Regions from separate parts of the Homo sapiens genome. Here all the other regions are linked to region 1. A link is a loop called in an ENCODE intact Hi-C map of the cell type or tissue named here. Cell type or tissue: heart right ventricle. All regions are shown on one strand.

What was found. Hi-C counts contacts between places; a loop is a spot of excess contacts. Peaks named below come from ENCODE experiments on the same cell type or tissue, not always from the same donor. Only the 100,000 strongest peaks of a DNase experiment are listed, where the experiment ranks them.
Region 2: a loop joins it to region 1, with 4 times the contacts of the local background. A loop is called at or near these places in 25 of 110 quality-filtered maps.
Region 3: a loop joins it to region 1, with 3 times the contacts of the local background. A loop is called at or near these places in 22 of 110 quality-filtered maps.

What each region holds. Positions count from the first base shown.
Region 1 is chr6:137,309,624-137,317,623 of GRCh38, forward strand. LOC105378017 (a long non-coding RNA gene) reads right to left here and starts at 4,492. Exons shown (of 3, transcript XR_943043.1): 1 at 4,381-4,492. RefSeq lists an enhancer at 5,467-6,067. In heart right ventricle, a CTCF peak has its summit at 4,882 (motif pointing left); DNase peaks (open chromatin) are centred at 4,517 and 4,838; H3K4me3 peaks cover 561 bases.
Region 2 is chr6:137,072,374-137,080,373 of GRCh38, forward strand. No RefSeq gene overlaps it. Among named protein-coding and RNA genes, the nearest start is that of IL20RA, 31 kb to the left of the region's middle. RefSeq lists an enhancer at 4,273-4,482. In heart right ventricle, CTCF peaks have their summits at 4,323 (motif pointing right) and 4,535; a DNase peak (open chromatin) is centred at 4,348.
Region 3 is chr6:137,197,494-137,205,493 of GRCh38, forward strand. It overlaps IFNGR1 (interferon gamma receptor 1), which reads right to left. Exons shown (of 7, transcript NM_000416.3): 4 at 6,839-7,011; 5 at 6,006-6,192; 6 at 3,388-3,515; 7 at 1-1,146. The coding sequence ends at 538. Among named protein-coding and RNA genes, the nearest start is that of IFNGR1, 18 kb to the right of the region's middle. In heart right ventricle, a CTCF peak has its summit at 4,798 (motif pointing left); no DNase peak of the experiment used is centred here; H3K27ac peaks cover 2,890 bases.

The DNA.
Region 1 (8,000 bases):
GAGTCTATCACAGTTGGTAGCCTGCCTACAGTTGTGTTTCTCTCCAATTCAGCCTCCATACTAACTCACAAACAGGTCAGGTGATACTTAGCAGCCTTAGAATTAAATCCAATCTCCTAACCATGGCTTCAAAGCTCATGTTAGTCTGGCTCCTTTATACCTACTGCTACTTTCATCCCTCTCCATTCCCCATCTGAAACCCTACCCTCTAGGCACAGGAAACCTGTATTAGTTCCCCAGAATAAGCCATAAGTCATATTTCTCTATTGTTAGGGTCTCTGCTCATTTTCTTTCCCCTCTCAGGAACACTCCTACCCACATTTCACCTGGCTCACTTCTGCTGGTCCATCAACGCTTTCCTGACTCTTCACACAGAGTTCAGAACTCATTTTATGTTTTCCCAGAGTATCCTCCGCCCCTCTATCAATACTTACCCCACTGAATTGTAATTGGCTGATTACTTATTTACATCTCTCACTACACTGAAAACTCCCTGGGATGGACACAATTTCTACTGTATTGCACCCCAGTCCTTGGCACAATAACTTATTTAGCAATTGTTTGTTAAATTCATGAGAAAATAATTTTTTTCTGCATCGTGTTATTACTGTATATGTAAAGTCAACCTGATTATAGTACTTTCTCAAAAACTTTCAAATCATTTTCTCATGCAATGAGAAAATTGCATTTAGGGATTTTGCATTTTATTTTTATGTGAATAGATCTCATATATATGTCATAGCTCTACTTTGCTAGTTTGGCCACTTTGGGGGAATATGTAACTACAAACAACGTTAGATTTCAGACTCTTCATCTGCAGTACAAGAACAATGCATGTTGGAATAATTTTGAAAATGAAGTAATATTGCATACACTAGGTACACTAAACCCAAACATGTAATAAAGTGCCTAAAGTTTTTTTTTAATTTTCATTATTTTTTTCATTTCTGATCATTGTGAATTGACTTTTACTTTTTTTCTCTCTACCACGCCCCACGGAAAAAAAAGTTGCTAATTAATACATTTTCTACTAGTTGAAACAGGGAGGAAATATTAGTTCAAATTGTCTAAGTTTATCCAGTTAGATGGTAGCAAGCTAGGATTAAAACTAGCCTTTCAATTTTCTATTCAGTGTAGTATCCACTTTTCTCTGTCTCTTTTTTTTTGCTTGCATAGATATCACTCAGTTTTCTTTCAAGGAAATGTCTAAATTTACTATTTGTAAAACAAAAGCATATTATTAAACTTTTTTTTTTTGGTGCAGGAAGAAGAGACACAAAGACTTTCTTTGCAAGGCAGGATTTTTTCTTATATTTGATTATGCAAACTTTTGGGGCCTGAATTGTCACATAAACATTCAATTTCCTCATTCATTCATTCATTCATTTATTCATTGATTAGGCCTTTATTAAGAGCTGGGGTGAAAGAAGATTTAGGAACCTCTTCAGAGAAATAAACCTTGAGAGAGAAATAGAATCTTCTAGAAGAGAAGAGGAACGAATAGCATCCTTGGCCCAGACAGTCCTGGAAAACAATAACCTGAACATTGCTGTGCGTGGTGGCTCCTGTCTGTAATCCCAGCTACTTGGGATGCTGAGAGGGAGGATGGCTTAAGTCCAGGATTTTGAGTACAGCCGGAGCAACATAGTGAATGCCTGTCTCTAAAATAATAATAATAATGATAATAATAATAATAATAATAATAAAAAATAACCTAAACATCCTTCTAAATGACCAGTTTCTTATTTCTCTACATAGAACTATGCAGACAGCTCTTCGTGAGATCTTGACTATAGTACAATGATTTTTATTATTGACCAACTTCACCCTGCTCCTATACAGACTATAAATTTCTGGGCAGCAGAAATCATCTCTCTTTCATCTTGCATTAAACTAGCACCTAGTCCAGTGTCTTGAACATAGTAGGCACTCAAAATGTTTGAGAGGCACATGCCTATGTTTTAAAATGTCTGATTTAGGTAATTGGGTCCTCTTGATCATTTTGCTGGTCTGAGGCTGATGGACATTAACTGATAAACAGACCATCATTGCTTAAATCTCCTCTTTTGTGCATTCTGGAGACACTACCTCTATTACCTGTTCTTCAGTTGCCCTTACTCACCTCCTCTCTTCACCTCTCTTTCAGTACTTCTTTTTAATTGTTGCTGCTCCTATTCATTAAGCCATTTGAAAATGTGGGCTTGCTTTCCTGATCGGGCAGCATCTGTGACCCTAAAGGAACTCATGATTCAATCCTTCATGTGAATACTTAATAACACATTTGAAGATAACCTTTTACTTGCACACTAGATATGCACCAGAATTTAATCTTATTTTCTGCATTTCCTACAATATAAAAGTCAAGTCCCTTACCAAGACTTTTGTTTCAGAGACTTAAGATCCCATTGCCCTTGATGGGGTTCAGGACTCACTATCCCAAAATATGGAACCTTGGCATATTGGGCATTTTAAGCTGAAGTAATTTGAGAAAACTGCAGAAGTGGGAAAGTCACTCTCACTTGCTTTCCCACTCCTGCTGCTGGCCTTCTTCCGGTCATAAAACCTGGGAGGATATTCTGACCCTCCCCTGAATAAGGTCATAAGACTCTCATGTGAGAGATGCTTTCCTTATACCCAGAGGACAGGAATATCCTTCTCTCTGAAGATGAAGGGTAACAGAGAAGAATCTGAACAAACAGGCCTTTTCCCAGTTAATGGTAATAAACTTCTTCCAGTTTATTACCATTAGATGATACTCTTTTTGCCCTGTCATATTTCTTCATGACTGTCCACTCTTCATCAAATCTACTATAAAAAACATTCAGGTCCGGGTGCAGTGGCTCACGCCTGTAATCCCAGCACTTTGGGAGGCCGAGGCGGGTGGATCACGAGGTCAGGAGATCGAGACCATCTTGGCTAACACGATGAAACCCTGTCTCTACTAAAAATATGAAAAATTAGCCGGGCATGGTGGCGGTCGCCTGTAGTTCCAGCTACTCGGGAGTCTGAGGCAGGAGAATGGTGTGAGCCTGGGAGGCGGAGCTTGCAGTGAGCCAGGATCCCACCACTGCACTCCAGCCTGGGCAAGAGGGTGAGACTCTGTCTCAAAACAAAACAAAACAAAACAAAAAACATTCAGGTTGAACTGTTTCTTCAGGTCTTCATTTCCTTATGAAGGCTCTGGTATCATGTACAATTTATATTAAACACATTTCTATGCTTTTCTTTCATTACTTTTTTTTTTTTTTGAGACAATGTCTTGCTCTGTCACCTAGGCTGGGGTGCAGTGGTGCAATCATGGCTTACTGCAGCCTTTACCTCCCAGGATCAAGCAATCCTCCTGGATTTTTGTAGATACAGTGTCTTCCTATGTTGCCCAGGCTGGTCTCAAACTCCTCAGATGAAGCAATCCTCCCACTTTGGTCTCCCAAAATGTTGGGATCACAGGTGTGAGCCACTGTGCCCAGCCTCTTTTGTTAATCTTCATTTTGTTATAGGGCCTCAGCCATGAACCTAGGATAAGTAGAAGGAAAGAAATATTTTTCCTCCCTTCCACCCCCTATATTTGCTGGCTCATTTCCCCCACCTTTCTCCAGAGATCACAGATTTTAGCTAATTATGGCTTTTTGCCATTCTTCAGACACGTTCTGCTCTTCCTCATCTCTGAACTTGGTTTTTGTTGATCCCTTTCCTAGAAAGCACTCTCCTTCTTTGCCTCTTCTAGCAAAATCCTACTCCTCTTTCAGCCTCTACTTTGTGAAGAGGTCATTGCTTCTGTCCCTAACTCTCCATAATTTCCAGATGAATGAATGAATGAATGAATGAATGGTTTACTTGACAGTTCAGATTTGTTCAACATGAATTTACTACCTCTTTCCTATAAGTCTATTTTTAAAACTTGTTTTGATTTGATACTCCTGATTGATTAATTAATTTGATTTGTCTTTTTCTAGCTTGGGATCCCCTTCAAGTAGTTCTTGAGTCAATTTTTTCAATATCATGATGAGCATATAATAATATATTATTTTGTAGATATTCTTCATTTTTCCCCATATGTAGGCTGTTGGTTTAACCAATTTATAAGCCCGGTGCTGACCAAGGCTTGAGTCTTTATTTATTTTTGTGTACATTTAGGTTTCCACTGTCTTAAGACTCAAAGCCTAAAATGGGCATTATTCTCTTTGACGAGTCTTCATATATCACATATGCCTGTAATAGTGTGCATTTTAAGGAAACACGGTGGATTTCTTTTTAAGTGCAGATGGGTTATTATTATGGAAAATAAGACAAAAATATCACATTGTATCTTCTAAGAAAATTGAGTGAGAGGAGAAAGTTACTATCTGACTTCGAGTTCATCAGAGAGGCTTAATGACTCACTAGAACAGAGGGCCCACTGGGAATTCTCAGTTCCACTGGAGAAGTCTTATGCTTGGACTAGATCCAGCTGCTGTGGTCTGCATCCCAACTCCACCGATTGGCAGCTATGTGACTGGAGCAAGTGATAAACTCCCCGTGCCTCGGTTTCCTTTTCTGTAAGATTGGGAGTAATAATGGTGTGCACGTCACAGGGTTCTTAGGAGAACTAAGGGAGTAAATATTTGTAAAGCCCTTAGAACAGTGCCAGACACATGGTTAAGTGCTGTAAAGTGTTGTTATTTCTGCTTTAGAATTTCTTCCACTTGTTTTTTAAGTTGGAGAAAAAAAATGCTTGTTCTCACTTTTCTGGGTTTCGACTGGAAGAATTAGAAAACAGTACAAGACTTTGAAGTTCTACACAGGTTCAGCTAACCACCATAAATTGCATCCCTGCCGCCCCCGCCCCTCCCCCTCACAACTATTTGAGGATGCTGCCCTCTCGTGGTCACTCGGCACTGCTTCTATAGCTCAGCCAGTTTGAATTATATCAGAATTTTCTTTGTCTCCACCTTCCTTTAACTTAAAGGCTCATTTGTCAGAAGTTAGAGTATTGCCCTCTGTGCATTACTCAAAGCATATCTGCTAATAACAGAAACAAAGGTGGATTTCAAAAACTTGAATGCCAAATATAATTGTTATTTCAATGGTTAGAAATGATTAGAAAATGATGTATGAAATTACAAAATGTATTGTCTTAGGTGTTTTTACTGATATGTTTGAAAATGAGATAAATAATGGCTAAGTTCACGAGGATCAAGAGGAGATCTCTTTGATAGTGATTTAGGCATTCCTTTTAGGAAAAAAAAATTATGACCTCTATCAGGTATAGTTATATTTCATATTAAAATTTAGATTGTTATATTAAGATTTTATTACTTTGGCAACATATTTTCCAAAATTAAAGAGACAAAACTTACAGTCATTAAAATGATAGCTTATGCTGTGTAGGAAGTCTATTAATATTACAGATTTTATGTTTTTCATGATCAAATTTTCTTTAGTCAGTGCACCAACTGTCTAAACCCTGTTTCTTCAGGAATCTCATATACAGAGATTTATTTTCAGGTGAATTTGTGAAAAATTCTTCTTTGCCAATTCTTTTGATAACTTACATAACTCTGGAGTACAGTTTGAGGAATGCAGCTCATCTCCACTGGGTGAACCATTATGCAATTCCCAGCACCAAAAGAGGAACATCAGAAGATCCGTGACTATTTATTTACACATTTGTTATCGTTTCTACTCGAGAATAAAGAATGAGTTTGAACTCTAAAAGCTCAGCCTGCAGGAAGCCCCATCAGTCTCTCCACACTTCTGCTGTCTTTCCTATTGTAGGCGGAACATTATTCAAACCACAGGCTCCGAACTCCCAGGTAACTGAAGCCAGCAGGAAGCTCTGTTTGATATCAAGTATGTTCTTTATCAATCTTTTTGTTGTGATGGGAAGAAATGAACCAGCTTTACTTTTATCTTGCCCTGTTTTAACATTACCCAGTAGGTGAATGCTTTATTGGTATGCCTTGGCCAAAGTCTTTGATATATACTGATTTTGTGGTCATAAATTTCCCATATTAAAAACATTTTTAATGGTTTTCCATCTACGCATACCAACCATAAAGTTTCACATGTCATGTGCTTTTATTAAAAGTATATTTAAAATTCTGCTGATAGGAGTCACCACATGGAAAACACAACTTGATTTTCCTTATTAGATGCTGGGAGACAGAAGCCCTTCTGCCATCAGACAGAGTCAAACCTAACAATGCAATCCTGAACTTTGGGGTCAACATTGTAGACTCTACTGAACACTCAGTCTTCATGCTTTTTTATGTTAGAAAGACTCAGTGAAATAAGAAAATGAATTGCCTTTATTTTTTTCCTCCGCAAGTAGTTGGTTTTCAATGATCAAGCTAGTTTTGTTTTTTGACACACAGGTAAACTATATATTGAATCTACTCTTCATTCTTTGAAGAATATTATTGTGTCATCTTGTTTGGATTCGGTGTCAGTTTTACAGGGAAGGTACCAGTTTGAGCAAAATATAGACATTTAAAGCAGTACACATGTTTAAAATGATTTTAAACTTGTGTCTTTATCTTTCCTACATCTTTTTGTTCGATGCACGATCGATTTTGGATGTTGTTTGTTCCAAATCCCCAAAATTCAAATAATTGAAGTCAAGGAATTCAGATTTTCCTGACAGAAGAAAATTTCGTGAGAACATTTTACACTTTTATTTTAGATCAACATTACTGACTGGTACCTTTTAGTACCTTTTGTGATTTAAAGCCTATAAATATGTTTTTTAGTACCTTTTGTGATTTAAAACCTATAACTACTTTAAGTATCAATTATCTCAGGGCTATCTTCATTCCAGTATTAGAAACAATACATTTATTTAAACACATACTTTTCTCACCTTAGAACATTGTAACCTTCTCACAGAATTAGTGTACTGAGCAAACCTCCATTTGACATTATTGCCAGAATATTTAAAGACTATTACTGAAAAGGAATAAATACATGAAAAGACTATTTTATTGTTCTTGTTGAACTTTTCATTTGAAACCAGTGCCTCGGTCTTGGTGCTACTGACATTTTGGGCTGCATAATTCTTTGTTGTAGGGGCTGCCTTGGGCCTTCTACAATATTTAGCAGTATCCCTGGTCACTACCCACCAGATGCCAGTAACACTCCCTCCCCCACTGTAATAACCAAAATGTTTTCAGACATTGCCCAATGTCCTCTGAGGAACTGAATTCCTACCTCCTGCCAGAACCACTGTTTTAAACCAAAAAACTGTGTACCACATTGCTTCTCTTGCAACATCTCCAGTCAGGACTTGGCCATTTTGCATGGCTTCCAAGATCAGATGTAGGATATATGGTCACATACATGTAGCTACATGTCTCCATATTTTTCTACTTCTTTTCCATCTTCCTCCCTTCAACTATAGCATGCTTCCCCACAAATATGCACATGTTGAGGCTAAATTTGCATTATGTTGGCCATCACAGGCTGGAGACTCCAGGAGACCTATGTTTGCATTCTCATCACTCTCCCAAGCCTAAGTCAGTGCACCCCCCCTTTTTTTTATGGAGTCTCGCTCTTTCGCCCAGGCTGGAGTGAGGTGGCACCATCTTGGCTCATGGCAACCTCTGCCCCCCAGATTCAAGTGATTCTCCTGTCTCAGCCTCCGTAGTAGGTGGGATTACAGGTGTCTGCCTGGTCTTGAACTCCTGACCTCAGGTGATCCACCTGCCTCGGCCTCCCAAAGTGCTGGATTACAGGCATGAGCCATCTCGCCCAGCCAGTGCATCCTTAAAAGGATGATCACACCTGTTTCATAGGTGCTGTGGGATTGATTACATAAGGAAGTGAATTGAAAGAAAACTAATTTCAAGATAACGTTCTTTGTGACAGGCATGAGGTAGGTGATGTATTTAGGTTACACTACATACTCCCAACATTTTACATAGAGAGAAATTGTGATGCTGAAAGACAGAATAACTTTTTCAAGGGCATACTGGTGTCAAATAGAGAAGTCACCTGTGCTTTCAAGGTACCTAAAGACTTCTCAC
Region 2 (8,000 bases), 240 kb before region 1:
ATTCAGGAAACTCATCAAATGTGCAAAGACACACATAGGCTCAAAATAAAGGATGGAGGAATATTTACTAAGCAAACGGAAAGCAAAAACAAAAACAAAAACAAAAAAAGCAGGGGTTGCAATCCTAGTGTCTGATAAAACAGACTTTAAACCAACAAAGATAAAAAATGACACAGAAGGGCATTACACAATTGTAAAGGGATCAATGCAACAAGAAGAGCTAACTATTCTTAATATATATGCATCCAACACAGTAGCACCCAGATTCATAAAGCAAGTTCTTCGAGACTTACAAAGAGACTTAGACTCCCACACAATAATAGTGGGAGACTTTAACACCCCACTGTCAATATTAGACAGATCAATGAGACTGAAAATTAACAGGGATATTCAGGACTTGAACTCAGCTCTGGACCAAGTGGATCTAATAGACATCTACAGAACTCTCTACCCCAAATCAACAGAATATATGTTCTTCTCAGCACCACATTGCACTTATTCTAAAATCAACCACATAAGTGGAAGTAAAACACTCCTTAGCAAATACAAAAGAACAGAATCTCTCAGTCCACAGTGCAATCAAATTAGAACTCAGGATTAAGAAACTCACTCAAAACAGCACAACTACATGGGAACTGAACAACCTGCTCCTGAATGACTACTAGGTAAATAATAAAATTAAGGCAGAAATAAATAAATAAGTTCTTTGAAACCAATGGGAACAAAGACACAACCTACCAGAATCTCTGGGACACAGCTAAAGCAGTGTTTAGAGGGAAATTTATAGCACTGAATGCCCACAGGAGAAAGCGGGAAAGATCTAAAATTGACACTGTAACATAACAATGAAAAGAACTACAGAAGCAAGAGCAAACACATTCAAAAGCTGGCAGAAGACAAGAAATAACTAAGATCAGAGCAGAACTGAAGGAGATAGAGATATGAAAAACCCTTCAAAAAATCAATGAATCCAGGAGCTGGTTTTTTGAAAAGATTAAGAAAATAGATAGACCCACTAGCCAGACTAATAAAGAAGAAAAGAGAGAAGAATCAAATAGACACAATAAAAAATGATAACGGGGATATCACTGCTGATCCCACAGAAATACAAACTTCCATCAGAGAATACTATAAACACCTCTACACAAATAAACTAGAAAATCTAGAAGAAATGGATAAATTCCTGGACACATACAGCCTCCCAAGACTAAACCAGGAAGAAGTCGAATCCCTGAATAGATCAATAACAAGTTCTGAAAGTGAGGCAGCAATTAATAGACTACCAACCAAAAAAAGCCCAGGACCAGATGGATTCGCAGCCAAATTCTACCAGAGGTACAAAGAGGAGCTGGTACCATTCTTTCTGAAACTATTCCAAATAATAAAAAAAGAGAGAATCCTCCCTAACTCATTTTATAAGGCCAGCATCATCCTGATACCAAAACCTGGCAGAGACACAACAAAAAAAGAAAATTTTAGGCCAACATCCCTGATGAACATTGATGCAAAAATCCTTAATAAAATACTGGCAAACCGAATCCAGCAGCACATCAAAAAGCTTCTCCACCAAGATCAAGTCGGCTTCATCCCTGGGATGCAAGGCTGGTTCAACATACACAAATCAATAAACATAATCCATCACATAAACAGAAACAATGACAAAAAACCCACATGATTATCTCAATAGATTCGGAAAAGGCCTTTGATAAAATTCAACACCCCTTCATACTAAACATTCTCAATAAACTAGGTATTGATGGAACGTATCTCAAAATAATAAGAGCTATTTATGACAAACCTGCAGCCAATATCATACTGAATGGGCAAAAGCTGGAAGCATTCCCTTTGAAAACTGGCACAAGACAAGGATGCCCTCCCTCACCACTCCTATTCAACATAGTATTGCAAGTTCTGGCCAGGGCAATCAGGCAAGAGAAAGAAATAACAGGTATTCAAATAGGAAGAGAGGAAGTCAAATTGTCTCTGTTTGCAGATGACATGACTGTATATTTAGAAAACCCCATCATCTCAGCCCAAACTCTCCTTAAGGTGATAAGCCACTTCAGCAAAGTCTTAGGATACAAAATCAATGTGCAAAAATCACAGGCATTCCTATACACCAATAATAGACAAATGGAGAGCCAAATCATCAGTGAACTCCCATTCACAATTGCTACAAAGAGAATAAAATACCTAGGAATCAACTTACAAGGGACATGAAGGACCTCTTCAAGGAGAACTACAAACCACTGCTCAAGGAAATAAGAGAGGACACAAACAAATGGAAAAACAATCCATGCTCATGGATAGGAAGAATCAATATTGTGAAAATGGCCATACCACCCAAAGTAATTTATAGATTCAATGCTATCCCAATCAAGCTACCATTGACTTTCTTCACAGAATTAGAAAAAACTACTTTAAGTTTCATATGGAACCAAAAAATAGCCCCTATAGTCAAGACAATCTTAAGCAAAAATAACAAAGCTGGAGGCATCACGCTACCTGACTTTAAACTATACTACAAGTCTACAGTAACCAAAACAGCATGGTACTGGTACCAAAACAGATATATAGACCAATGGAACAGAACAGAGGCCTCAGAAATAGTGTCACACATCTACAACCATCTGATCTTTGACAAACCTGACAAAAACAAGCAATGGGGAAAGGATTCCCTATTTAATAAATGGTGTTGGGAAAACTGGCTAGCCATATGCAGAAAACTGAAACTGGACTCCTTCCTTACACTTTATATAAAAATTAACTCAAGATGGATTAAAGACTTAAACATAAGACCTAAAGCCATAAAAACCCTAGAAGAAAACCGAGCTAATTCCATTCAGGACATAGGCATGGACAAAGACTTCATGACTAAAACACCAAAAGCAATGGCAACAAAAGCCAAAATTGACAAATGGGATCTAATTAAACTAAAGAGCTTCTGCACCACAAAAGAAAGTATCATCAGAGTGGACAGGCAACCTACAGAGTGGGAGAAAATTTTTGCAATCTATTCATCTGACAAAGGGCTAATATCCAGAATCTACAAGGAACTTAAATTTACAAGAAAAAAACAACCCCACCAAAAAGTGGGCTAAGGATATGAACAGGCACTTCTCAAAAGAAGACATTTATGTGGCTTCAACATTTATGTTGAACAAACATGAAAAAAACCTCATCATCACTGGTCATTAGAGAAATGCAAATCAAAATCACAATGAGATACCATCTCATGCCAGTTATAATGGCAATTATTAAAAAGTCAGGAAACAACAGATGCTGGAGAGGATGTGGAGAAATAGGAACGCTTTTACCCTGTTGGTGGGAGTGTAAATTGGTTCAACCATTGTGGAAGACAGTGTGGTGATTCCTCAAGGATCTAGAACCAGAAATACCATTTGACCTAGCAATCCCATTACTGGGTATATACCCAAAGGATTATAAATCATTCTAGTATAAAGACACATGCACACGTATGTTTATTGCAGTACTGTTCACAATAGCAAAGACTTGGAACCAACCCACATGCCCATCAATGATAGACTGGATAAAGAAAATGTGGCACATATACACCATGGAATACTACGCAGCCATAAAAAAGGATGAGTTCATGTCCTTTGCAGGGACATGGATGAAGCTGGAAACCATCATTCTTAGCAAACTAACACAGGAACAGAAAACCAAACGCTGCATGTTCTCACTCATAATTGGGAGTTGAACAATAAGTACACATGGACACAGGGAGGGGAATATCACACACCAGGACCTGCTGGGGGTTGGGGGGCTAGAGGAGGGATAACATTAGGAGAAATACCTAATGTAGATGAGGGGTTGATGGGTGCAGCAAACCACCACGGCATGTGTATACCTATGGAACAAATCTGCACTGTCTGCACATGTATCCCAGAACTTAAAGTATGATAATTAAAAAAAAGAACTTCTGTTTTATTAACTGCTTGGCACCTAGTAGGTACACAGTAAACATTTGTTGACTGAATAACAAACTTTATTCTGAAAAACTAGAAAAAAAGGAATTTTGGAATTTTATATTTTATCAACTGTTGAACATGAACATTTATTAAATTTTATGATGCAATTTAAAACACAGTAACTCTAGCAAGAGATAGGTGCTTATCCTGAAAGTAAAAAGTGTAGCAGAGAATATGGAAGGATAAATATTATTGGTAGAACCTGGTCTGCAATTAGAATTTTCCTGGAGTTTCACAGGGTTCTCCAGCTTGAAAGGACAAAAAGCAGAAGTTGGGATCTGGAGCATAGTGGGCTCCACCCTCAGCCATCTCTGTGCCCAGCACATTGGAGATGCAGCCAGCTAGCCACTGGGTGTCACTGTTCTCTCATGCTCCTCAGTCTGGGTGTCCTGCCAGGTCTCCTTAAGCATGAATATGCAATGTCCTGGTTTACAGCCATGACAGAGGGCACAGACTCACCTGTACAGGCCTTCTCAATATGGAATCACATACTGTTCCTACATAAAATTGATTTTCGGTTCTGAGCAGCACAGAAAGGTTTGAAGAGATGAGTGGTCTCAAGTGCGGCTCTTAGCTTTAGTCTCAGCCCTAAAACGGCGCTCAGGAGTAGGAACACAGCTGCCAGGACATTTCCCTGTCACTCAAGAGCTGATAGGCTTTTTTTCAGGTCCAGACCTACAGGCAAGGACTGGAAATCATTTGGGTTTCACAGCTGGTTTGGATGATATTCAACAATAACACCAAAATTCTTCCATTAAAGAACAAAACAAAAAAATAGGAATTGAAAAACAAGGGTCGGTGACCAGTTTGTGTCGAAACATGCCAGCTGCTCTTACTTTGAATGAAATTATTTGCAGCACAAGGTTACAGCTCGCCTGGGAAGTTTATCTTCAGCCAGTCTCATTAAGATCTCCCAACCTGCACGCAACACCTGTTTGTCTCCATTACTTATCCACCATATAAATATAATAAATAGGTGAGTTGCTATGGATTGCTTAATTGTGGTCTGCTCCCTCCCCTTGGAGCCTTGTTCACACTTATTGATTTCAAGGCATGAATAATCCTCAGAAACTTGCTCCACTCTGATTGGGAGTATTTCCTTTAAAATTCATTTATTCAGGCCAGACCCTGTGGCTCATACCTGTAATCCCACTTTGTGAGGAAAAGGTGGGAGGGTTACTTGATCCCAGGAGTTTCAGACCAGCTTGGGGCAACATGGTGATAACTCATCTCTACAAAAAATACAAAAATTAGCTGGGTGTGGTGGCACATGCCTGTGATCCCAGCTACTCAGGAGGCTGAGGTGGAAGGGTTGATTGAGTCCAGGAGTTTGAGGCTGCAAGGAGTCGTGATTGTACCACTGCACTCCAGCCCGGGCCACAGGGTGAGACCCTGTCTCAATATATATATTATTAAAAATACATATAAATAAATAAAACGTATTTATTCAATGACTCACCAGACATTTATTGAGTGCCATCTTCTAAGGCCCAAGCACTGTTTTAGGGGCTGGGGATACAGCAGTGATACAACAAACAAAGTCTCTATTACTGCCGAGCCCACATTCTAGTGTTTAACAGAGATTAAACTAAAGGAAAATTGCCCAGATCATTTCTGTAGGTGTCAGGAGGTGGATGTGGCCTTCCATCACCAAGAAGGTGGTTTAGTAGCTCAATGAGTAGATGAGGCTCTAGTGAGAGCAGTCACATCCCAGTATAAGAACGGCAACAGCCCTGAGCAGCTGCTTTCTTCATTTCAATTTTTATTCCCTCCAGTCAGTTCACAAATAGCCAAAGAGATTCTTAAAAGTTAAATCTTATCTTGTAGCTTCCTTGCTTCAAATCCTTCAATGGTTTATCACTCCTCCTAAAATGACAAGACAAATCCTGCCATGGCTGTGAGTTGTCCCCTGCCTATTTCCCCAGCCTCCGCTGACAGCCATGCTTCCACTCTCTAGAGATTCATTGGCCATTTTGCCCTTCCTCTAATTGCCAGGCACTTTTCTGCATTAGAACTTCTGTATATGCTGTTTCCTTTGACTGGAAAGCTCTTTTCTGATCATCCTTCCCTCCCCTCACATGCAAACTCACCGTTTAGTGTCAGCTTGAACTGCAGCCACTTCTGCAGGGAAGCCAGTCCCCCTAGGTCAATCAGGTTTCCCTAGTTCCATAGCCCTTCTAACATTGATGCCCATCATACCTCTCAAACACCTGAGCCAGCACATCGTTTCCCAGTGCTGTCTCATTCCAGTCGCTGAACAGTTTGACAATTGACCTCTACAATGTGTCAGAGTATCAGTTCTCTACCCGCCACGCTTTGGGTGGGGGGTCCTTATTGCAACTGGCCAAATGGGTAATCAATTTCCCAGATCTCATAATGGAGTCTGCCTCCTGGGACCACTTCTGTAACCAACTGTTTGTTTATTTTTCAATCGGTTTTGGGGGAACAGGTGGTGTTTGGTTACATGACTAAGTTTTTTAGTGGTGATTTCTGAGATTTTGGTGCACCCATCACCTGAGCAGTGTACACTGTACCCAATATATAGTCTTTTATCCCTTACCCACCTCCTACACTTTCCCCGGAGTCCTCAAAGTACATTGTATCATTCTTCTGCCTTTGCATCCTCATAGCTTAGCTCCCACTTATGAATGAGGACACATGATGTTTGGCTTTCAATTCCTGAGTTACTTCACTTAGAATAATGGTCTGCAATATAATCCAGGTTGCTGCAAATGCCATTATTTCATTCATTTTTATGGTCGAGTAATATTCCATGGTGTATATATATATACATATATATATATTTCAAATATATATACACATATATATATTCCAAATATATATACACATCTATATATTCCAAATATATATACACATCTATATATTCCAAATATATATACACATATATATATTCCAAATATATATATACAGATATATATATTCCAAATATATATATACATATATATATATTCCAAATATATATATACATATATATATTCCAAATATATATATACATATATATATATTCCAAATATATATATATATATATATATATATATATATATATATATATATATATATACCACAATTTCTTTATCCACTCACTGATTGACGGGCGTTTGGGCTGATTCCATATTTTTGCAATTGCGAATTGTGCTGCTATAAACACATGTGTGCAAGTATCTTTTTCGTATAATGACTTCTTTTCCTCTGGGTAGATACCCAGGAGTGGGATTGCTGGATCAAATGGTAGATCTACTTTTAGTTCCTTATGGATCTCCACGCTACTTTCCAGAGTGTTTGTGCTAGTTTACATTCTCCCTAGCAGTGTAAAAGTCTTCCCTTTTCACCACATCCATGCCAACATCTATTATTTTTTGATTTTTTGATTATGGCCATTCTTGCAGGAGTGAGGGTGGTATCGCATTGTGGTTTTGATTTGTATTTCCCTGGTCGTTAGTGATGTTGAGCATTTTTTCATGTTTGTTGGCCATTTGTGTATCTTCTTTTGAGAATTGTCTATTCATGTCCTTAGTCCACTTTTTGATGGGATTGTTTATTTTTTTCTTGCAGATTTGTTTGAGTTCCTTGTAGATTCTGGATATTAGTCCTTTGTCGGATGTATAGATTGGGAAGATTTTCTCCCACTCTGTGGGTTGTCTGTTTACTCTGCTGATTATTTCTTTTGCTGTGCAGCAGCTTTTTAGTTTAAGTCTCATCTATTGATCTTTGTTTTTGTTACATTTGCTTTTGGGTTCCTGAAATCCTTGCCTAAGCCAAGGTCTAGAAGGGTTTTTTTGATGTTATCTTCTAGAATTTTTGTGCTGTGTAACCAATTGTCTTCGGTTGGGTCCCCTGAAAACAGCTCTGATATGGAGATGTATGGGCAGCAGTTTATTGGTGAGTGCTCCAAGGATCAACACTGGGAAGGTGCAAGGGAAGCGATATTCCTAGAGAGGCACAACTGTGATGTAGTTTCAACAGAAGCTTTGGCCAAGCCCAGAAGGG
Region 3 (8,000 bases), 110 kb before region 1:
AATTCTTTATTTAAAAATCTCTAACTGTAATGTTTCATAAAAAATATACACGTTTCTATTTACATATTCCATTAATTCTATTAGTTTGAATTAGATTTTAAGTCCAATTTTGAAAAGCTTGCAGAATTTCTTCTGAAATTACTTAAAATTACTGTATGCATAAACTTACAAAAACATATGCTATACCAAGGCAGAGAAAAGAAAAAAAGTGAAGTGGCTACAAAGGTCCCTGGGGCATCACCTGCTCACCTAGGAACCAGGAGTACTGGATACTGTTCCGTTACTGGTAACCTATCTGGATGTAAAGGTTCATAAGTTACAATGCTTTTTTTGTTTAAAAAAAAAAAAAAGTCTGTACTTTACAAGCCAAAAGTGAAAATGCCACACATCCTCTTTACGCTTTCATGTACACTAAGTCACTCCATTTGGTTGATACCAACTAAGATACAATTTCTGAGATCATAATCTTTTCATGAAATTAAAGCAGAAAACTGTCCAGGAAAATCAGACTTCAAAGTTGGTGCAACTTAGCTGATCTCATGAAAATTCTTTGGAATCTTCTGTTGGTCTATAACCAATCAAGGACTCTTTACCGCTATCATCCACAAGTAGATCCACTAGCACATGTGGTTTATCATAACCAAAGGAGGTGGGGGCTTTTATTACGGTTATGAGCTCTTGTCCTTCTGTTTTTATTTCACCTTTATTATTTGGGGGAAATTCTGAGTCAGATAAGGAGCTATGTGATTCCAGACAGCTGGAATCAGTATCAAAACCATTTCTGGAGTGATCACTCTCAGAACAATTTCTGGAGTGATACGAGTTTAAAGCGATGCTGCCAGGTTCAGACTGGTTACTACTTAAAGGTGAAGAACTCTCTCTCTCTATTGGAGTCAGATGGCTGCCCGGGACCACGTCAGGAATATTTTCTTCAGTAGTCACCACTTCTGTTATACTAGAAAGTTCTTCTGTATGTTCCACTTTTCCTGGATTGTCTTCGGTATGCATGCCTGGAACTGTTGCTGGAGACAACGGCTCTTCACAGACCACCTCCTTTTCTAAGGAAAATGGCTGGTATGACGTGATGAGTGATACATATTTTGATTCAGGTTTTGTCTCTAAAGTAGCACTTCTTACCACAGAGATCTATGGGGAGAAAAATTGATTAAAGATAAAAAATTGTTAAGCTTAAGTGCCTACCCTCAAAAAAAACAAAGGTCTGAAGTAATGGACCACCAAATGGCACATTTAGGATAATGGGTGAATCAGATGTTGCCATTTCTTTTTAATGAAAGGTCCCATAGTAATATTAAAAACAAAGTTTTAGAATTTTTAAAAAGCCATCAGATATCTTACTAATATATGTTGCTTTTTGTACGTTACTGTGATGGTTAATACTGAGTGTCAACTTGATTGGACTGAAGGATACAAAGTATTGATCCTGGGTGTGTCTGTGAGGGTGCTGCCAAAGGAGATTAACATTTGAGTCAGTGGGCTGGGAAAGGAAGACCCGCCCTTAACCCGAATGGGCACAATCTAATCAGCTGCCAGCATGGCTAGAATGTAAGCAGGCAGAAAAATGTGAAAAGAGAGACTGGCCTAGCCTCCCAGCCTACATCTTTCTCCCATGCTGAATGCTTCCTGCCCTTGAACATCGGACTCTGAATTCTTCAAGTTTGGAGCTTGGACTGGCTCTCCTTGCTCCTCAGCCTGCAGATGGCCTATTGTGGGACCTCTGATCGTGTGAGTTAATACTAAATAATACTAAATAAACTCCCCTTTATATATATATATATGAAAAATATAATTAATATATATTATATAATATATAATTTATAATATATAATATATAATTTATAATTTATAATATATTATATAAAATATAATTTATATTACATAAAATATATAATTTATAATATATTATATAAACATATAATTTATAATATAATATATAAAATATATAACTTATATTATATAAAATATATAATTTATAATATATTATATAAAATATATAATTTATAATATATTATATATAATATATAATATATATTATATAACATATAAAATATATATAATATATAATATATAAAATATAGATTTATATAAAGGGGAGTTTATTTGGTATTATATATATATCTTTATATATATATTCCATTAGTTCTGTCCCTCTAGAGAATCCTAATACAATTATCTTCCACATGTACGCACATTATGTTTACAAAGTGGGCACATCTACTTAAGTAATATTCTCATTACTTGCCTTCATCATTATAATTTTTAGTAGCTCATATTATTTCTTTATACTGATAAATAATTTAATAGATGGGGAAATGTTTCCAATTTTTACTAGCTATGGAACATGTTAAATATCCTGTACATCTTTTTATTTATGAAATTATTTCCTTATAATACATTTTTTAAGAGTGGAGTGACCATATCAAAGAAATGGTATGTTTACGTCACTATTACACTGAATACCCACTGTGTGCTTTTATTCTTACCAGGGCTAGATTACTTTTCACCAGCATTTACCCGTTATGCTACTGCTGGTACTACTGGATATCCAGGTTTCTTTTTTCTTCTCTAGCGCGTGTAAAATGGCATACTGCAAGGTTACTTTGTGCTTAATTACTAGTAAGAATAAAATATTATAATTCATTTGTGAGTTGACTACTAACTGTTGAGAGTTCTTATCCACTTTAAAGGTAGTTTATAGCAAATTTTAATGTGCCCTTTGAGCATCACAGATATTATTCCTGTCATATTTGACTCAAATAGATACTATTCTGTTACCTTTAAATGTTCTTTACATCAAAGGCTTTGAAATGTTGGACATTAAAATCGTCAAACTCCTACGTTAGTCTCATTTTTGGCCAACTTTCCTTTCATACTCCAACCATAATGAAGTGTTTCTGTATTTGCAGAGCTTTCAAAGTCATGCTTTCTTGGCTCTGGACCTCAGCACATTCTGTCCCCTAGTGCCTAAACTCCTGTATGTCCCTCAAGACTGCTCAGGCATTGCCTCTGGAAAAGCCATGACTAACCCCACCCCAAAGCTGGACAAAGTCCTCATGGGCTCAGGTATAAATCTTTGAATCTATCACACGTTATATAGCCAATGTATATTTATCTTTTCTTCCCCCTAGACTTTAAGATCTTTAACAGAATTGTCTCACCGTGTTTTTCCCTGAGAATAAAAAAAAAAACAAAATACTTGCTGCACAGCAAAAGACACAGTATGTGATTTTGCATGTGTGGTAGACTGACTGATTGATGGCAGGTGACATCTTGTTGAATATCATTCTACTTTAAAAACATAATTTAAGAAACTATCAAAAAAGGTTCAAGTTAACTTTTTAGTGTATATAAAAAAATTAAATACATTACCAAGGACTTGGGTAATATTATGCTTTTTTCCTTCAATGGATTAATTTTCTTAATATAAAAACAGATGAATACCAGGCTAAGCACTAGAAAGAGTAGTAAAGCAGCAACAACTGGAATCCAAAGAGAACCTTAAAAAAGGCAGAAATCACAAGTTACAATTAAGATGGAATACTGCTATTATCTATCAAAAAGTCTTAGTGCCATTCTTGAATAGATTTACAAATTAGTGAATAGGGCCAGAGTTTTAAAGAACACTGAAGGAAGCAGAAGTTAGGAAATCTGAGTAAAAAATTAGGTATCTGTCTTAGATAGCAATATGGTTCTTCCCAGCTCTGCAATTCTAGAACTTTCTGGGACTATTCTACTATGACACAACATAGTTAAAATAGCTTTTCTACAATAATTTCCTTACAGCCCTACATACAGTGTGTTTCCAGGGTTATGCATTTCTTTCGGTTAAAAATGCAAAAGAATAATTTTAAAAATACCTCTCCTTAGAAACAAATTCTGGCAGCTGGGCACAGTGGCTCAAGCCTGTAATCCCAGCACTTTGGGAAGTCGAGGTGGGCGGATCACGAGGTCAAGAGATCGAGACAATCTTGGCCAACATGGTGAAACCCCATCTCTACTAAAAATACAAAAATTAGCTGGGTGTGGTGGCATGCGCCTGTAGTCCCAGCTACGTGGGAGGCTGAGGCAGGAGAATCGCTTGGACCTGGGAAGTGGAGGTAGCAGTGAGCTGAGATTGTGCCACTGGACTCCAGCCTGGTGACAGAGCGAGACTCCATTTCAAAACAAAACAAAACAACAAAAAAAAAAAGAAAGAAATTCTGGCAATGTTTATTGCTCTTAAGATGATTTAGCCCCACTCCTCAGAATTTCCTGTTACATTTATTTCACGACTGCAAATACTTATAAAGCTTCACAGATGTACATGCACACAGCAATGCTGCACAGGAATAAAGTCCCCTTAGTTATAAACCAGACATAAATAATATAAAATAGGAAAGATTTGTTTCCAAGCACATACATCTAGAATCACCATTGTGTACTTTGCTGTAATGCTGCCTTTTATTTTTGCAGCACAATCTTCAGTATTTTTTTTTTTTCATAGTTCTCTCTTCCAAATTAACAGCACTCTAACATACTGTGACAATGTCCGGCATCCTTTAGGGCATTTTGTTACCCAGAATTTTCTAACTATGGAAGTTACTAATGAATGCTTCTATTACGCTTATTACAGGGTGTGAAAAAAGTTAAATCATTACAAAAGTAAAAAGGAAAATAACTACAAAACCAACATTAGTGCTGTTAGAAGTCCCACGGGCTGAGCAAGTGCTGGCTGCAAGGCATTGAGGCAAGCAGGCAGGGCTGCTGCTCAGGAGCCACGGCAATGCCACCGTGTGGCCATACTATCAGTGCAGTGTATAATTCAGGCTAAAAACAAATCTGCGGCATTTGCATTATTTCAAATTTTGAGCATTAAGAAGGGTTTTATTTTTCAAATAGCATAACGAAAATTAGCATAAAATGCATTGCACTGCTTTAAATCACCTATTTGAAACCTTCATATAATGGCTTGAAGTTATTAGTATTGAATTTTAGGTGTTTGTTCTGGCTCTTCAGCCTATATTTCCATTCCTCGAAAATATACTTGCATCATAAAATTTTAAACCTATGAAATCTATTCTAAAAAAATCCTAAGGAAAAAAATATATGTATACACACACACACACACACACACACACACACACACACACACACAAAGATAATCATCAAAGCATGAGTTACAATATATGCTTAAAGCAATACACAAAATCATATATACTATACAATATGATCATGTCTATGTAGAAAAACTAAAGAAAATATCAAACTGTGAATAATGGGGTATTTTTGCATGGTAGAACTACAGATTATTTTGTTTTCTTCTGGTTTTTCATATTTTATAAATTATCTATAATGAACACTTACATTTCCTAACTGCAAAGAAAAGTCCAAACTTCTTTAAGGTTCCTGACACCTGAGAGTAACAGTTCTAAAGTTCAAGTTCTAGCATATATATCTCTACCTCCCCACCCCCCACATTAAAAGATGAAATAAAATTAATTATTGTAAAATGTTATAAAAATGACCCATTATCTATTATTCAAACCCATCTATAAACTTTTTTGGATATTAATCTCGAGTCTTTGTCCAGTCCACGTCATACAGTTGTAACCAGTGATCGTTCCTGCTCTTCAGTCTTTAAATTACAATCCCCATAAAGAACATTTTAGTGGATTCACAACATCTTGCTATGGTGAAGTAACAAACTGACTTATAATTCATAATCCTGAAATGCAAACATTTGTGTAGTTTTATGTACTTATTATATATTTTTTCTTTCCTGGGTCAAGGGGCCATCACATGGCTTTCCAAATTAGTTGTTCTATATCTTTAAATGTGTGAGAAACTGCTTTATTTTTAATTTTGAACTTCTCTAAGGAATGGAACTAATGCAAATGAATATTGTTAAAACAGATCTTTTGAAACTGCAAATGAGTTTGCTTTCCTCACATGATCCTATTTTAGTTACTGCTCCCTCTATATTTAGAAAAAAAATGGCAAGAACTTACCTTTTATACTGCTATTGAAAATGGTAATACAAACTTCTTTTGACTTTTCAGTTGTAACACCCCACACATGTAAGACTCCTTCTGCTGAAACACAGTACTGAGAATTCAGTGAGGATACTGGAATCGCTAACTGGCACTGAATCTCGTCACAATCATCTTCCTTCTGCGTGAGTATTTTATACTGGATCTAGATGAAAAAAGAAAACAGTGAAAATGCACAGCTTCTTTTAATCTGAAAAAAAAAAAAAATCACCATATTAGTCCTGGTCAAACAACTGAAGAAATATATATGATTGACTTGAACATGTCTAAAAATAGCTTTACTATCAATAAGTCAATTTGTTACTTCAACACAGCACGATACTATGCATCTGTTATATTCCTTATAAAAATGGTAAATTTAAAAACTCAAATTGCAGGAATGTTTATTGTTAGTTGTTAAACTAACAAATGTTCATTTGTCCTATTCATTTGTCCAGAAATTTAGCTGGTGGGAAACAGAAGTATTAATATTACTTTACGTCACCGCCAATGAGGAAGAAAATCCTCATTTTACCAGTGGAGCAATGGAGGTGTACTGGGAAAAATCCTAGATTAGAGCCATTCTGCTAAATGAAGCAAATAAAAACTAAATGTATTCACATGGTCAGTGTTAGTGACTAACTCTGTATCATTTTTGCTTTAATAGCATTCACATATTTTTCTTATCAAATCTATGATCTGTGAGTCTTGCTTGAATATTTATAAGCATCCTATTTTCATTACACTACAGAAAGGAACAACTTTTGCTAGCTACACAAGAATTTCCATTATGAAAAATGTGAAACACATACCTCACTTCCGTTCATTCTCACATACACATTGTACACCCTAATGTAACAGGTAGTTTCGGGATCATAATCGACTTCCTGCTCGTCTCCATTTACAAAAACTGAAGGGTGAAATATGTCAATCATGATTTGCTTCTCCTCCTTTCTGATATCCAGTTTAGGTGGTCCAATTTTTCCTGGGGAAGGAGGAGGAGGAAGTATAATAAATACTGGCCTTGGAACTAAATGGTACATTTCATAAAATTACCAGAATCTATCAATCAACCTATTGTTTTTGTTCTGGTTGTTCTAAAGCAGGACCACATTTAAACCACTCCACAAATATCTAGAAGATAGTCTCGGGGTCCTTAATAAACAAATGTTTCATAAATCTCAGGCAAGAAGTACTCTTATTTAATCTGAATGCCTATTTAGCAGTTTAATTTCATTTCTAGTTGTAAATAAAAATAGTTATAAACTTTGGTTAAAAAAAGACTTCACATAATATAGACTCTATTAAGTAATTTTTCCTTTATCTTTGCTTCTGTGGATTAAGAAGCCTGGATTCTAAAAAACGTTTCAGAAATGGCATTAGTTTTCTTCCCTCATCAAAACTCTTTTTACTGTGAAAAATCAGAACTTATTCCATAAATATTTATTAGGTCTTTGATGTTTGAGACTTTGTTGTGAACCATTTATCTAGTCTTCACATATTACTGTGTACCACTGTGTGCCAGGCAGGTCTGTTTTTAACCCATCAGTGTATCCTCAGGGCCCAGTATACTTTCCGGCACGTAGTAGGCCCTTGATAAATCTATATGGAAAAAAATCTAACATGCAGATGGTGTGGTAATCATATGACAAAATTGTGGACTCTGGGGAAGAAAAGTATTTAAAGGGTAAGGAGAGGAAGAGCCTGTAGAAGAGACCGAGGTGGCACAATCTAAAAGGCAGGAGCAGAGAAAGGAAGTGAGGCTAGAGGGAAAGGGACCCAAGGGCTAGAAGACTAGGGAGGAGTCAAGTGACTAAAGGTGTCTTTTACCCAGGAGTCAGGGTCTGAGAGCTAAGGCAGGATGTCATAGTTGGAATACAGGAACTGGAATTAAAGATTCAAGAGTTTGAGGTGACAGCAAACATCAGGTACACTATGGGAGTGGGATGCTGGAAGACTGAAGACCTGAAAATC